Regions from separate parts of the Homo sapiens genome. Here region 2 is linked to region 1. Evidence: chromatin loops called from intact Hi-C (ENCODE). Cell type or tissue: GM12878. All regions are shown on one strand. Region 1 overlaps SUZ12 (SUZ12 polycomb repressive complex 2 subunit). Region 2 overlaps SUZ12 (SUZ12 polycomb repressive complex 2 subunit).

What was found. Hi-C counts contacts between places; a loop is a spot of excess contacts. Peaks named below come from ENCODE experiments on the same cell type or tissue, not always from the same donor. Only the 100,000 strongest peaks of a DNase experiment are listed, where the experiment ranks them.
Region 2: it touches region 1 in a loop (3-fold over the local background); 11 of 110 quality-filtered maps call a loop at or near these places.

The regions. Positions count from the first base shown.
Region 1 is chr17:31,990,620-31,998,619 of GRCh38, forward strand. SUZ12 (SUZ12 polycomb repressive complex 2 subunit) reads left to right here. Exons shown (of 16, transcript NM_015355.4): 11 at 2,623-2,714; 12 at 3,246-3,389; 13 at 3,945-4,102; 14 at 4,945-5,143; 15 at 6,179-6,258. Among named protein-coding and RNA genes, the nearest start is that of LRRC37B, 13 kb to the right of the region's middle. In GM12878, no CTCF peak of the experiment used is centred here; no DNase peak of the experiment used is centred here.
Region 2 is chr17:31,945,576-31,953,575 of GRCh38, forward strand. SUZ12 (SUZ12 polycomb repressive complex 2 subunit) reads left to right here. Exons shown (of 16, transcript NM_015355.4): 4 at 2,042-2,110. Among named protein-coding and RNA genes, the nearest start is that of SUZ12, 13 kb to the left of the region's middle. In GM12878, no CTCF peak of the experiment used is centred here; a DNase peak (open chromatin) is centred at 4,126.

The DNA.
Region 1 (8,000 bases):
CTCCCAAAGTACTGGGATTACAGGCATGAGCCATCGCGCCCAGCCAGTTTTTAAGAGGAAAAAACATTTACAAATAGAGTTAACTTTCTGCTGAGTTTAAGGCCCAAGTTGCAGTGTTCTATCATTTTTATTTTACTTTTTTTTTTGAGACAGGGTTTCTCTCTCTCACCCTGGCTGGAGTGCAGTGGTGCCATCTCAGCTCACTGAAACCACCGCCTCCCAGGCTCAAGCGATCCTCCCACCTTAGCCCTCCATATAGATGGGACTACAGGCTCGTGCCACCACGCCCTGTTAATTTTTGTATTTTTCGGTAGAGATGGGATTTTGCCATCACCCATGCTGGTCTCAAACTCCTGAGCTCAAGCAATCTACCTACCTTAGCATCCCAAAGTACTGGGACTACAGGCTTGAGCCATTGCGCCTGGCCAAGTTCTGTCATTTTTGTGTCTGTCCAGTAGGTACATTGTCCTTGACCTGAGAGAGCACTCATGTGTCTTTATCTGCCTGTTTAAAGAAGGCAGAAGGCGTAAGTTGTCCTCCTTGACCACTCATGTACACTCATTGTGTGCAGGTGACAGTAATGGTCAGATTAAAGAGATATAAGAAATGGGGCCGGGCGCAGTGGCTGACATCTGTAATTCCAGCACTTTGGGAGACCAGGGTGGGTGGATTGCTTGAAGCCCAGGAGTTCAAGACCAGCCTGGGCAACATAGTGACACCCTGTCGCTTATAAAAAATAAAAAATATAAATAAAATAAGAAATGGCTTGTGTCAGGGGAAAGGTTTTGCAAGTAAACTGTAGTATGGGCACTTCTCAGAATACTCAGAAACCAGTGAAATAGGTAAAAGGTTGCATCAAAACTAAGAAAAAGTTCTATACAAATTATACCTAATTGTTAATTATGTAAGGAAATATAAATACCTTTTTTTCTTATATCTGAAAGGAAATATACCAGAATCATTTGTCACTATCTTTTTAGATTTGAAATAATTATTTTTTTTGGAGACGGAGTCTTGCTCCGTCACCCAGGCTGGAGTGCAGTGGCGAAACCTCAGCTCACTGCACCCTCTGCCTCCCGGGTTCAAGCAATTCTCCTGCCTCAGCTTCCCAAGTAGCTGGGACTACAGGTGTGTGCCACCATGCCTGGCTAGTTTTTTTTCATAGAGATGGGGTTTCACCATGTTAGGCAGGCTGGTCTCAAACTTCTGACCTCAGGCAGTCTGCCCACCTCGGCCTCCCAAAGTGCTGGGATTACAGACATGAGCCACCGTGCCCAGCCTGAAATAATTTTAATATAATAAGTATAACTTACTTTCTGATAAACCAACACTTAGTGCCTGCTCACACCTGGGATCTGAGAATACAAACACCAATTAAAACCACACTCTGGGCTGGGCACGGTGACTCATATCTGTAATCCTAGCAATTTTGGAGGCCGAGATGAGCAGATTGCCTGAACTCAGGAGTTCAAGACCAGCCTGGGCAATATGGTGAAACCCTGTCTCTACTAAAATACAAAAAATCAGCCGGGTGTGGTGGCGGGCGCCTGTAATCCCAGCTACTCAGGAGGCTGAGGCACGAGAATTGCTTGAACCCAGGAGGTGGAGGTTGCAGTGAGCTGAGATTGTGCCACTGCACGCCAGCCTAGTCACCAAAGTGAATCTGTCTCAACAACAACAAAAAAACACATTCTGACCTCAGAGTGCTTAAAACAGCATGGTAATGACATATAATTACTTGGAGTTACTTTTATAATTGTTTAGGACATAGGAGGTGGTTTTTTGTTTTTGTTTCTGTTTTCCTTTTTTTGACAGAGTCTTCCTCAGTCGCCCAGGCTGGAGTGTAGTGGTGCGATCTCAGCTCACTGCAAGCTCTGCCTCCCAGATTCACGCCATTCTCCTGCCTCAGCCTCCCGAGTAGCTGGGACTACAGGTGCCCACCACCATGCCCAGCTAATTTTTTTGTATTTTTAGTAGAGATGGGGTTTCACTGTGTTAGCCAGGATGGTCTTGATCTCCTGACCTCGTGATCCACCCGCCTCGGCCTCCCAAAGCACTGGGATTACAGGTGTGAGCCACCGCGCCCGGCCCTGTTTTTGTTTTTTGAGACGGAGTTTTGCTCTTGTCATCCAGGCGGAAGTGCAGTGGTGTGGTCTTGGCTCACTGCAACCTCCGCCTCCCGGGTTCAAGCAATTCTGCTTCCGCCTCCTGAGTAGCTGGGATTGCAGGTGCCCGCCACCACGCCCTGCTAATTTTTTATATTTTTAATTAGAGATGGGGTTTTGCCACGTTGGGCAGGCTGGTCTCTAACTCCTGACATCGTAATCCTCCTGCCTTGGCCTCCCAATGTGCTGGGATTACAGGCGTGAGCCACCGCGCCCGGCCAGAGGTGCTTTTTAAGGAAAAAAATAAGTCCTGCCAATAGACCTTAACATCAGATTAGGGATGCTGAATTATGGGTATTTTTCCTGCGATCATCAGTTGAGGGAGATAACAGAAATATATTTAAATACCACAAGTAGAATTCTGTGAAACCTTTAATATTTAATAGTTTTTGTGAGGTATGTTATTTTGCTTTTCAAAAGCAATGTTTTTATTGAATATAAAAGTGTATGTTTTCAGCTGTTAAAGAATCATTGACTACAGATCTACAAACAAGAAAAGAAAAGGATACTCCAAATGAAAACCGACAAAAATTAAGAATATTTTATCAGGTAAACATAGCTGACCCTTCTTAAAGTAATTATGAAATGTATTTGTTTTTTGTATGTCAAACATGAAAATTTTTTGTTCATTTTTATTTTATTTATTTATTTATTTGAGACAGGATCTCACTTTTTTGCCCAGGCTGGAGTGCAGTGGTGCAGTCTTGGCTCACTGCAACCTCTGCCTCCTGGGTTCAACCTGATTCTCACGCCTCAGCCTCACGAGTAACTAATTACAAGCACATGCCACCACTCCTGGCTAATTTTTGTAGTTTTTGTGGAGACGAGGTTTTACCATGTTGCCCAGGCTTGTCTTGAGCTCCAAGCGATACATTTGACAGTGTCTGCCTTGGCCTCCCAAAATGCTGGGATTAACAGGCGTGAGTGACCTCGCGTCACTGGGCATATTTAATTAAAGAGAATATCTCTAATTTGATTTTCCGCTTAAATTTTTTAAACTATTTTTAGAAGTGATATTTAAACAAAATATCTTGTTATGCGTAAATTGGAGATTTGCTTTTTTTTTTTAATTGTTTTTAGTTTCTCTATAACAACAATACAAGGCAACAAACTGAAGCAAGAGATGACCTGCATTGCCCTTGGTGTACTCTGAACTGCCGCAAACTTTATAGTTTACTCAAGCATCTTAAACTCTGCCATAGCAGATTTATCTTCAACTATGTTGTGAGTAATTTTTCATATTTTCTCAATTTGTGTTAAGAAATCTCTTGTACCCCATAAATATATACATCTATGTACCCACAAAAATTTTTTAAATTAAAAAAGGGAAAAAATATGCATTAAGTACAAGATAGCATGACTTTCAAAAATTGTACTTTGTATAAAAAACAAATTTCTGTATTTGATAGATTGCCGTATATATGGATTACAGTGAATGATTCAGAGTTGACATATATTTGGAATTATAATTAATGTTTGTGTAGTGTCTCTAATTGACTCACAAAATCCTCAACCAACTCTTTGAATTAAATGATAATTTTCTTATTCTTGCTCAACCAAGAAATAATTTGTACAAAGTCACCAAGCAATAAATGACATAGTTAAGATTTTAACACATTTTGTTGACCCCAGGTCTTCTGACTGCCTGTTTACCATGCTGGTGTGCCTGGCCTATTTTAGTTTTCTAAATATTAAGAGCCCACAAATTCTTTAATTAAATTGGAGGGATATTTAGGATAGGATACTTAATATATTTTTTTTTTTACATTTTTGTTGCAGTATCATCCAAAAGGTGCTAGGATAGATGTTTCTATCAATGAGTGTTATGATGGCTCCTATGCAGGAAATCCTCAGGATATTCATCGCCAACCTGGATTTGCTTTTAGTCGCAACGGACCAGTTAAGAGAACACCTATCACACATATTCTTGTGTGCAGGTAGGTAAAAAGGGCATATAAGAAAAGTTTAAGCTCTGATTTTTACTGATGTTGGAGGAACAAAGGAGCCAGATGAAGCTACTAGTTCGTTAGGTGGAAATTATTATTTTTCAGTATTAGGTGTCTATGGGGTTGTTAACTACTTTATAACACTTGATAGCTCCTATTTCTACAGAGAAGTTTTCTCACTTTTCCTTTGAACTTTATACTTAAGTTTTAATGATGTTAATGTCACTACTGCTGCAGTGGTTTGGGATTAAAGAATTCTGTCAGAAGTTTCTGGATAATTGGTTGAACCTGGGAGGTCGAGGTTGCAGTGAGCCGAGGTTGTGCCATTGCACTCCGGCCTGGGCAACAAGAGCAAAACTTCGTCTCAAATAATAATAATAGTAATAAAAAAATTACAAAGAGGGAATTTTTAATCTTAGTAAAACTGAAAAAATTTTTAAGGCAGGTGTATGCATATGTAACCAGTGTTAACGGCTTTTCTGCTTTGTGAATATACATGAGTTAGAATACACAGTTTTGACATGTAGGATTTTATATGCATATTCCTATCTGAATGTGCCCTAACTAGCACTTCATTTCTTTTTCCTCCTTTTTAACTGTAACTTTTCACACCCAGAAAGACAGTTTGTGTTTGAATTAATATGTAATAGGTTTGATTTACATTATGTACCAAAAGAAAATAACTAGTGGGGGTGTGCCTCTAATACTATTGTTTTATGGTTAGTTTTATAAAAGGGTGATGTTGCAGATTATCACAGATCTCAACTCCTAGTCGTGAGGTTAGATGGTATACATGTAGAGGCCATAAATCAACATTTATTTCTTTTCATTAGGCCAAAACGAACAAAAGCAAGCATGTCTGAATTTCTTGAATCTGAAGATGGGGAAGTAGAACAGCAAAGAACATATAGTAGTGGCCACAATCGTCTGTATTTCCATAGTGATACCTGCTTACCTCTCCGTCCACAAGAAATGGAAGTAGATAGTGAAGATGAAAAGGATCCTGAATGGCTAAGAGAAAAAACCATTACAGTAATTATTATTATCTTTATTGGCAATTATCTTGGAATATTATTTTGTTTTGAAAATTGCTTACTATGAACTAGACTTTTATTGTAAAGGAACTTTTTTTAAAAAAAAAAAAAGGAATCCGGAAATGTACAGGTTTTAAAATTATGTCACTTTAAAAGTTAACCAAGTTAGGCTGGTGGCGGTCGCTCACACCTGTAATCCTAGCACTTTGCGAGGCAGGCGCATTGCCTGAGTTCAGGAGTTCAAGACCAGTCTGGACAGCATGGTGAAACCCGGTCTCTACTAAAAATACAAAAAATTAGCCAGGCATGGTGGCATGCACTTGTAGTCCCAGCTATTCAGTTGGCTGAGGCAGGAGAGTCGCTTAACCCCAGGAGATGGAGGTTGCAGTGAGCCAAGATTGCACCACTGCACTCCAGCCTGGGTGACAGAGGGAGACCCTGTATCAAAACAAACAAAAAAGTTACCAAGTTAAAGGGAATATGGATTTTCTTCAAGTAAATTTGTATTGTGTGTTTTCATTTCTATATTTATAGGTAATCGTAATTTAGGCTTTCCCTTTTTAAATGACGGCAGGTGTGCTGGCTCACACCTGTAATCCCAACACTTTGGTAGGGCGAGTTGGGCTGATCACCTGAGGTCAGGAGTTTGAGACCAGCCTGGCCAACATGGCAAAACCCCATCTCTACTAAAAGAAAATACAAGAGTTAGCTGGGCATGGTAGAGCGTGCTTGTGATCCCAGCTACTCGGGAGGCTGAGACAGGAGAATTGCTTGAACCCGGGAGGTCAAGGTTTCAGTGAACTGAGATCGTGCCACTGTACTTCAGCCTGGGCGATAGAGCAAGACTCTGTCTCTAACTAAATAAATAAATTAAATTAAATGACTACTTAAATAGAAGTTAATTTTAAGAAATGTTGCCACTTTGCTGTATAAATATGTTGTATTTTTAGTTCCAAAACATTCTGTTTTTGACATTCTCACAAGTTTTTCTTAAAATATGTGTTTAATAGGTGTTTTTCTTTCTTTTTCCCAGCAAATTGAAGAGTTTTCTGATGTTAATGAAGGAGAGAAAGAAGTGATGAAACTCTGGAATCTCCATGTCATGAAGCATGGGTAGGGTATTTCTAAATTAATTTAAATATTTTATTATTCTTTATGGTCTTTTGCTGTTTCACATTCTAGAAATCTTACGTGTGTTAGAATCTTATTTAAAATTCCATTAATGTATATTTGTCCCAAATTTTATTCTATTCCAATGTTTTTTGGTTTGGCAGGTTTTTTTTAGGTACAAAGACGTTCCTTTTGGTATTATTTATAACAATGAATTAATATTATATTCATTAGTATTAATAAAATCAAGGCAAAAACCGGGCCTTGCCTTTAGAACTTGTTGCACAGATGTGAGTCATCGCAGCATTATTTATCAGGGTTGTTGATTCTGTCAGCTTTCAAGAGGAAACAGGCTGCTGCAACCCTGGTGTCCGTAGGAAAGGGTGTCATCATCATAGAACCTCCTCAGAAATCACTGGTGCCCATCCTAACTCTCGTAGTAGTGTTTCTCCCATGCTTGCAAACTCTATCAGGGTTGACTCGTTCACACTCAAAACATTTTATAGAGCTGGGTACAGTGGCTCATGCCTGTAATCCCAGTACTTTGGGAGGCCAAGGTGGGTGGATCACTTGAGGTCAGAAGTTAGAGAGCAGCCTGGCCAACATGGTGAAACCCTGTCTCCACTAAACGTACAAAACTTAGCCGGGTGCAGTGTCACACACCTGTAATCCCAGTTACTCGGGAGGCTGAGGCACTATAATCACTTGAAGAACCCGGGAAATGGAAATTGCAGTGAGCCAAGATTGCACCACTGCACTCCAGCCTGGGCAACAGAGTGAGACCCTATCTCCAAAAAAAAAAAAAAAAAAAAAGGCCACCTTGGTGGGACCCACGACCAGGGAGCAGCAGAAGGCAAGACAGAGCTGTAGGTTCATTTAATGACCCAATTTTCATGCCTTTTAGTGCCACGTGTTTCATGTCTGGAAATCCTGAAAATTACCACAGTTATTACCACAATTTTTAACCATTGGTTAATTTTTCAGAATAAAACGTGGCTTTTTGGATTTGTTTACCATTTCATAGAGGTGAAAGGAGAACAATTTTTGTTTCTTATTCCTTTGTGGCTAAAAGTATGTTCCCGGCTTGGTGTGGTGGCTCACACTTACAATGCTGGCACTTTAGGATGCCAAGGCAGGAGGATCACTTGAGTTGAGGAATTCAAGACCAACCTGGGCAACACAGTGAAACCTTGTCTCTACTAAATTTTTTTTTTTTTTTTTTTGAGACGGAGTCTCTCTCTCTCGTCCAGGCTGGAGTGCAGTGGTGTGATCTCGACTCACTGCAAGCTCCACCTCCCAGGTTCACACCATTCTCCTGCCTCAGCCTCCGGAGCCGCTGGGACCACAGGCACCCGCCACCACACCCAGCTGATTTTTTGCATTTTTAGTAGAGACGGGGTTTCACAGTGTTAGCCAGGATGGTCTTGATCTCCTGATCTTGCGATCCACCCACCTCGGCCTCCCAAAGTGCTAGAATTACAGGCGTAATTACCTGGCCCAAATATTTTATGCTTTTAAGACTGCTTATGTAATTGAAGAACAGAAATTATATCTGCTGTTCTAATGGTACCTGTTTAAGCTTAAGTTAGATTAAATCTCTTGAAATTTTTAAAATGGTAAGCTCATTCAGATGATTGAATTTCAGTTTCTCTATAGTTTTACTGCTTCTTTAATCATCTTTTATTTTACTGGAATTGGATATAGTCTTATTATAATGGTTATCACTGTTGCATTTGACAAAAATG
Region 2 (8,000 bases), 45 kb before region 1:
TATTTCCTTCTTTAAATCTGACCTACAGTAACATTACCTTTCTAAAGAACAGAAATCCTTGGTGTTGGGGGAGGAGCAGCTTTTATATAGTTGCTTATGAGGTTGGTTTTGTTTTTTTCCTAAGGAAGGCTGGGTTGCTTTTGTGATCTTATCTATTTCAAATGGTTAATCAATTCTATTCACTTCTCCTGTATACAGCTTCATAAAGGTAGAAGAGATGAACCTTAGAACGTACAGTCTTTTTCTGCAGACAGAATTTCTTAATCATTACATAAACATTATTCGGAAAAGTTTTCAGTAGTTTCATGGCCCTCCTCAATAGTAACTTTCAGTATTTATACTGAATAGCTCTTTGCAACTAGCCTAAAAGAGTCCTTTATTTTTGTTCTTTTTTCTCTCTTATCTGTGGAGATTGAAAATATATTGCCATCCTTCAGAAAGCGCTTCTTACTATACTCTATTGGATGAAACTTTAATATTGAAGTTTTCAGTAACTCTAAAGGTAAAGAGAGAAGCTTTTTTTCCCTTAAGATCTTTACTATGGAGGCTCTTCTCATTCACTTGAAATATAGATTGTATCAATTCTGCTCTAATATCAGTAGTTTACTATATTTACATTAACATTTCTCTACTGATAATTTTTACAGTAGTTGAATACAATAAATAGCTCTTTTTTGGCCAGGCATGGTGGCTCACACCTTTAATCCTAGCACTTTGGGAGACAGGGGTGGATAGATCACCTGAGGTGAGGAGTTCAAGACCAGCCTGACCAACATGGTGAAACCCTGTCTCTACAAAATGCAAAAATTAGCCAGGCGTGGTGGTGCACACCTGTAGTCCCAGCTACTCGGGAGGCTGAGGCAGGAGAATTGCCTGAACCCGGGAGGTGGAGGTTGCAGTGAGCCGAGATCACGTCATTGTACTCCAGCCTGGGCAACAAGAGTGACACTCCCATCTCAAAAACAAAACAAACAAAAACAAACAAACACAAAACTCTCTTTGAGGAATGAGATTATTCGTAATTTTTGGTGTCTGCATTCAAGCATTATAAAGTAATAAATTGATGTGGAGTACATTTGGCTTTTCAAGTCCTAAAGAGGAAGGGACTATATGAGTATAAAGAGAAACATTTTTTCTAATTAAATTATATATGGGTATAGATTTTTAGACTCTTATCTCTAGAACATGTCATAGACCACCTTAAGAACTAAGATGAGGCTTGTTTTTACAATCCATTCATTCTTTAATTGCTTTGAGAAGTTATACTTAAGTTTCTATTTTTTGGGAAATAGCTTTTTTCTCTTAAACTTGTCAAGTTAAAAGGTAGTAGTTTTATTACGATTTGATGGATCATTCCCTAACTTCAAAATTTTTTCATGATGTCAACAACTGTCTCTTTAATATGACATATCATTGAGCTTTAGGCTTTGCTGATAATCTTTGAGGATACCTTGTGAACTTCAAATATATTTTATAGAATATTTCTTTTTTTATGTGATGGTGCTAGTACATATTTGTTGTGTTGCTTAGTAGACGTGTTAAGTGTTTCAGAATACACATAATTTATATTTGTTTGGCTTAATTCAACAGATACTTGAATACCTACCAAGTATAAGGCACTATGCCAGCACTGCATAGCTTTCCTTGAAGAAGAGCAATTACTGCCCTTCAGGAATATATAATCTAGTAGGAGAAATAAAATATTTACATGAGTTTTACGTGTAGGAAACTGAATGAAAAGTAAGTGTCAAAATAAATATAAACCAAGTACCATGGGTAAGGAGAAATCACTGGTTTGGGAATAATTGGGTAAAAGGTTTAATGAAAACAAGTTAGCGTTTTAGATGGGGCTTGAAGGCTCGTGTGCTGTATTATACACCGTCTCCATAGTATTCATTGTTATGGCTAATCATCCATAATTTATCTTACTAAAAATAATCAAAATCTGGTTTCCATCTTGCCTATTAGAGTGACAATAAAGTATAATTTGTTTCTTTTTCCCAGTTGAGAAGTGATTATTTTGTTTATCTGTTTCTTCCAGGAAAACATTTAAAGTTGATGATATGTTATCAAAAGTAGAGAAAATGAAAGGAGAGCAAGAATCTCATAGGTAAGATAATCTATCAGTTTACATTAAGTGATATACTTTAGGAAAGAGGAAAAATTACAGTGATCATTTTCCTAGTGATCACCTTGATATAAGGAGTTAGAAGGAATCTTAGAGGTCAGTTTGGTCCAAACTCACACACAAGTCAGAAATTAATTTCTGTAGCATTCCTGGCAGAGAATACTTAAGCTGTGGCTTGAATACCTCCAGTGTAGTTGTATTTATTATTGTTTATCTTTATTACCAGTTTCTTCCATTTTGAGTGAAACCTCTGACTTCTGCCGTTGGTCTTAACTCTACCACCTCATTTAAAGAGGGATACTCACATTTATAGTATATGTGCTAGGTACTGTGGCAGGGACTTCACAATATCACGTATCTTGTAAGTTATTCTCAAATATGAGAGGGGTTCTCTTTTTTTTCCATCTTTTTCTTCTCATTTAAATCTATCAGGCAACATATTCATAACTTTTATTTCATATTTGAAATATGTTTCTCACATAGTTTCAGAAACTTGAACATTTGGACAGAATCTACTTGTTGTACATTATCAAATATATACCTAGAACGAATCCCTAAATGTTCTGACTAGTCTGATATCTGTCTACTCTAGATAGTATGCTTCTATTTATTTTTTGACACGTAAACTTTATTTTTTGATATTTTTGATAGAAAATTGAATATTCTAAGGAGAAACAGCAGCTTGGGTGGTGTTTGTTCATTCATTAACTCCTTTAGAGAGTGCAGAACTAAAAATATTAGATTCTTGAAAAAATAGAGTTGGAAAATTTGTCACAATGCATTTTTCTTTTCCTCCTAGTTTTAAATCACAGCTTACGAATTTAGATAGGATATACACTTAATGATGCATCATTTATGCATCTCATTGTTTTCCCATTGTTCTGTTGACTGGTAAAAGACTTCCTTTTTTTCAGTTTGGCTTCCTTCTATTTTAAGTTTGGCTTTGGAATTAAGTGATTTTTTTACTTGGATTATAAAATGATATTTTTTATTTTATATCCTGCAATCTTGTGGGGTTGAAGTATAATTTATATTTCCATGTCTAGGCAATCCTGACTTGTAAATAAACTGTGATAGTCCATTCTAGAAGCTGAGATCCTGAATTGTTACCTGTTATATCTGTTAATGCCCAGGGAGACCCTATAAGATAGAACTGAGAATATTCGCAGTGCACGCACATTTTTCTTTACTAGAATTTATATTCCAGATTCTTGTCTGGTCACCCACCCTAGACAGAGCTCTTGGGATCCTCAGGGCCTTTTTTACTTAAAATACAGACTGTAGTAAGATCCTGGTCTGACCTCCCTGCTTCTTTTCTCCTGACCACATTAAAAGTTTGCCCTATAGTCATTTCAGGGTTCAAGTGAGAAGGAAGCATGAACCAACAACAGGAACACTGGACCCTTCTCTTCATCTTCCTCATCAAGGTTTACCTTCACTACTAAACCCTATTACTATCTCATTGTGACATTGGGTTTGAAATTACAGAGCTTCCCTAAGTAAGAGTGTGTGGGAGATACATACTGTTCAATTCTCTCTGAACAATTGTTTCCCCAGTAATTTTGTTCCTTTTGACCTGGTGGGTTCAATAGCAACTCAAACATTAAAATCAGAGGGTTACATAAATTCCTGCTGGTAGTTTTGGAAGAGAATTTTTTGAGTCTTTAGGGTCTAGCTAGGACCAGTGAGTTGGCCATTTAAGCCTCTCAAGATTCTTATGAATGTCTCAGTATTGCTCCCAGAGGCACTAAGATGAATTAAGAAAGTGTGTCATTTTAAATTTACTGCTAAGACCCTACATTATTAACTTTCTTTAATCTATTTCTTTTTTTTTGAGATGGAGTCATGCAGTGGTGCTATCTCAGCTCACTGCAACTGCCACCTCCTGGATTCAAGCAATTATCCTGCCTCAGCCTCCCAATTATCTAGGATTACAGGCACCTGCCACCACACCCAGCCCCCCCCCCCCCCCCTTTTTTTTTTTTTTTTTTTTTTTTTTTTTGAGACCAAGTCTCCCTCTTGCTGAGGCTGGAGTGCAGTGGCGCGATCTTGGCTCTACAGCCTCCACCTCCCGGGCTCAAGCAATTCACCTGTCTCAGCCTCCTGAATAGCTGGGAATACAGACGTGCACCACCACACCCAGCTGATTTTGTATTTTTAGTAGAAACAGAGTTTCACCATGTTGGCCAGGCTGGTCTTGAACTCCTGAGCTCAAGTGATCTGCCTGCCTTGGCCTCCTGAAGTGCTGGGATTACAGGTGGGAGCCACCAAGCCTGGCCAATTTTTGTGTTTATTTATTTATTTATTTTGAAACGGAGGTTTGCTCTTGTTGTGCAGGCTGGAATGCAATGGCGTGATCTCCGCTCACTGCAACCTCTGCCTCCCGTGTTCTCCTGCCTCAGCCTCCCAAGTAGCAGGGATTACAGGTGCCCGGCATCACACCGAACTAATTTTTTCTTGAACTCCTGACCTCAGGTGATCTGCCCACCTCAGCCCTCCCAAAGTGCTGGAATTATAGGCATGAGCCACTGCGCCCAGCCTCCTTTAATCTATTTCTTATTTCAAATTAAGGTAATCTTATTTTTCTCCTAAACCTATCACACAGGGTTGTAGGAAGGACCCTAAACACCAGTATATGATGCCAGCAATATAAATATTTGCTTCTAAAATCTATTGTCAAATTCTTAAAAGATAACACAGGCCGGGCATAGTGGCTCACACCTATAATCCCAGCATTTTGGTGGCTGAGGTGGGTGGATCACTTGAGGCTAGGAATTTGAGACTGCCCTGGCCAACAGGGGAAAACCCTTTCTCTACAAAAAACACAAAAATCAGCCAGGCGAGGTGGTGTACACCTGTAATTCCAGCTACTTGGGTGACTGAGGCAGGAGAATCCCTTGAACCCGGGAGGCAGAGGTTGCAGTGAACTAAGATTGTGCTACTGCACTCCAGCCTGGGCAAGAGTGTGACTCTGTCTCAAAAAAAGAAAAAAGATGATAAATCTTTGTTGTTCCATAACATTAGTTAGTAGAAGTTAATATCTTAAATCGTACACAAAAGTATCTCTCCTCCATTTATGTTCTTTTTTTTTTTTGAGACGGAGTCTCGCTCTGTCACCGAGGCTGGAGTGCAGTGACGCGATCTCAGCTCACTGCAGGCTCTGCCCGCCGGGGTTCACGCCATTCTCCTGCCTCAGCCTCCCGAGTAGCTGGGACTACAGGCGCCCGCCACCTTGCCCAGCTAATTTTTTGTATTTTTAGTAGAGACGGGGTTTCACCGTGTTAGCCAGGATGGTCTCGATCTCCTGACCTCGTGATCCGCCCATCTCAGCCTCCCAAAGTGCTGGGATTACAGGCGTGAGCCACCGCGCCCGGCATATATTCTTTGTACTATTTCAGTTTGACTGGGTCCCAGATCTGTACAGGTCTAGTCTGGGAGTCTTCCACTAGAATTCATATTCCTTTAGCACTGCCAAAGTTATAGTATGTCTGCTCCTGAGCCCAATATATTTCATTCCTCAAAGTTCAAGGGGTATCAAGATAAAAATACCATAGTAGTATAGCCCAAAAGTTAGTTCAGTCAAATAAATGCCTGAGTTTATTATGACATTTGTAGTAATTTATAAACTAAACCAAGATATGAGCATTATCTGTTCAAAAGAAGTTGGTGTTTCACGGTCTTTTATATTTTAGACCTACAGTTGTCTTAAGTCACTTGCAGAAACTTGTTGGTGGAAGGAGGTGATAGAAAAACATGAGCTATTAAATGGTGGTTAGTTCTTTTTTTTTTTTTTTTTTGAGACGGAGTCTCGCTCTGTCACCCAGGCTGGAGTGCAGTGGCGCCATCTCAGCTCACTGCAAGTTCCGCCTCCCGGGTTCACGCCATTCTGCCTCAGCCTTCTGAGTAGCTGGGTCAGGTGCGTGCCACCACGCCTGGCTAATTTTTTGTATTTTTAGTAGAGACGGGGTTTCACCATGTTAGCCAGGATGGTCTCGATCTCCTGACCTCGTGATCCACCCGCCTTGGCCTCCCAAAGTGCTGGGATTACAGGTGTGAGCCACCGCGCCCAGCCTTTTTTTTTTTTTTTTTGAGACAGAGTCTCACATTGTCGCCCAGGCTGGAGTGTAGTGGTGCGATCTTGGCTCACTGCAACCTCTGTCCCCCAGGTTCAAGAGATTCTCCTGCCGCAGCCTCCCTAGTAGCTGGGATTATATGCATGCCCTACCACGTCCAACTAATTTTTGTATTTTTAGTAGAGACAGGGTTTCACCATGTTGGCCAGGCTGGTGTCAAACTCCTGACCTCAAGTGATCCTTCCACCTTGGCCTCTCAAAGTGTTGCAATTACAGGCTGAGCCACTGCGCCCAGCCTTCTTTTTCTAAGAGACAGGGTCTTGCTCTGTTGCCCAGGCTGGAGCACAAGTGGCTGCTCACTGCAGCCTCTAACTCCTGGCCTCAAACCATCCTCCCATCTTAGCCTCCTGAATAGCTAGGACTACAGGTGCATGCCACCATGCCTGGCTAATTTTTAAATTTTTGTAGAGGCAGGATCTTGCTATGTTGCCCAGGCTGGTCTCAAACTCCTGGCCTCAAGTGATCCTTTCAGATTGGCTTCCCAAAGTTCCGGGATTACAGGTGTGAGCCACCACGCCTGGCCTTTATTTTCTTTACAGAAGGTCTGATATAATGCCTTACATCCTTTCCAGCTCTTGTTTCTGGTACTCCAGTTTTGAATTTTTCATGGATTTTGACCAGGCACTATGGCTGATTAGAATAAATCTCTTGCCTTTGTGTAGTGGTATATGCTAGCAGGATTCTAGGGATTCTTATGCTGTCCTACCAATTTTGGAATTATCTTTTTTTTGTTGCTGTTTTTTTGAGATGGAATGTGGCTTTGTCGCTCAGGCTGGAGTGCAGTAGCGCGATCTCGGCTTACTGCAACCTCCTCTTCCTGGGTTCAGGCAGTTCTCATGCCTCAGCCTCCTGAGTAGCTGGGATTACAGGCATCTGCCACCACGCCCAGCTACTTTTTGCATTTTTAGTAGAGACAGGGTTTTACCATGTTGGTCAGGCTGGTCTTGAACTCCTGACCTCAAGTGATCCGCCTTCCGTGGCCTTCCAAAGTGCTGGGATTACAGGCGTGTGGCACCGTGCCTGTCCCCAATGTTGGAATTCTCTGGTAACAACTCTTGAGTGCTGAGTGCATCTCCATGGACTAAAATGCATCATGAAAAGATTTTTAAATCTGAGTTGCTTCCAAGTGTTTACCAGGGCCAAACGAAGCAAAATGTCACTTCTCTCTTGCCCTTATTCCTCTTCTATTCCTGGTCTTCTGTTAGTAGCTGGAGAAAAATCCCCTCAAAGGATACCTGAATTAGAACTTTTATTAGGGTTATTTTCAAGCATATATTTTTATTTTTTGAGACAAAGTCTTGCTCTGTCACCCAGGCAGGAATATAGTGGCATGATCTTGGCTCACTGCAACCTCCGCCTCCCAGGTTCAAGCAATTCTCGAGCCTCAGCTTCCCCAGTAGCTGAGATTACAGGCATCTGCCACCACACCTGGCTAATTTTTGTTTTTTGTTTTCCAGTAGAGACAGGGTTTCACCTATTGGCCAGGCTGGTCTCAAACTCCTGACCTCAGGTGGTCCATCCGCCTCGACCTCCCAAATTGCTGGGATTACAGGTGTGAGCCACCATGCCTGGCTTTATTTTTATTTTTTGAGACAAGGTCTCGCTTTGTCACCGAGGCTGGAGTGTAGTGGCACAATGATAGGTCACTGATGGATTGAACTTGTGGACTAAAGGGATCCTCCTGCCTCAGCCTCCTGAGTAGCTGGGACTACAGGCATGTACTGTCACACCTCACTAAT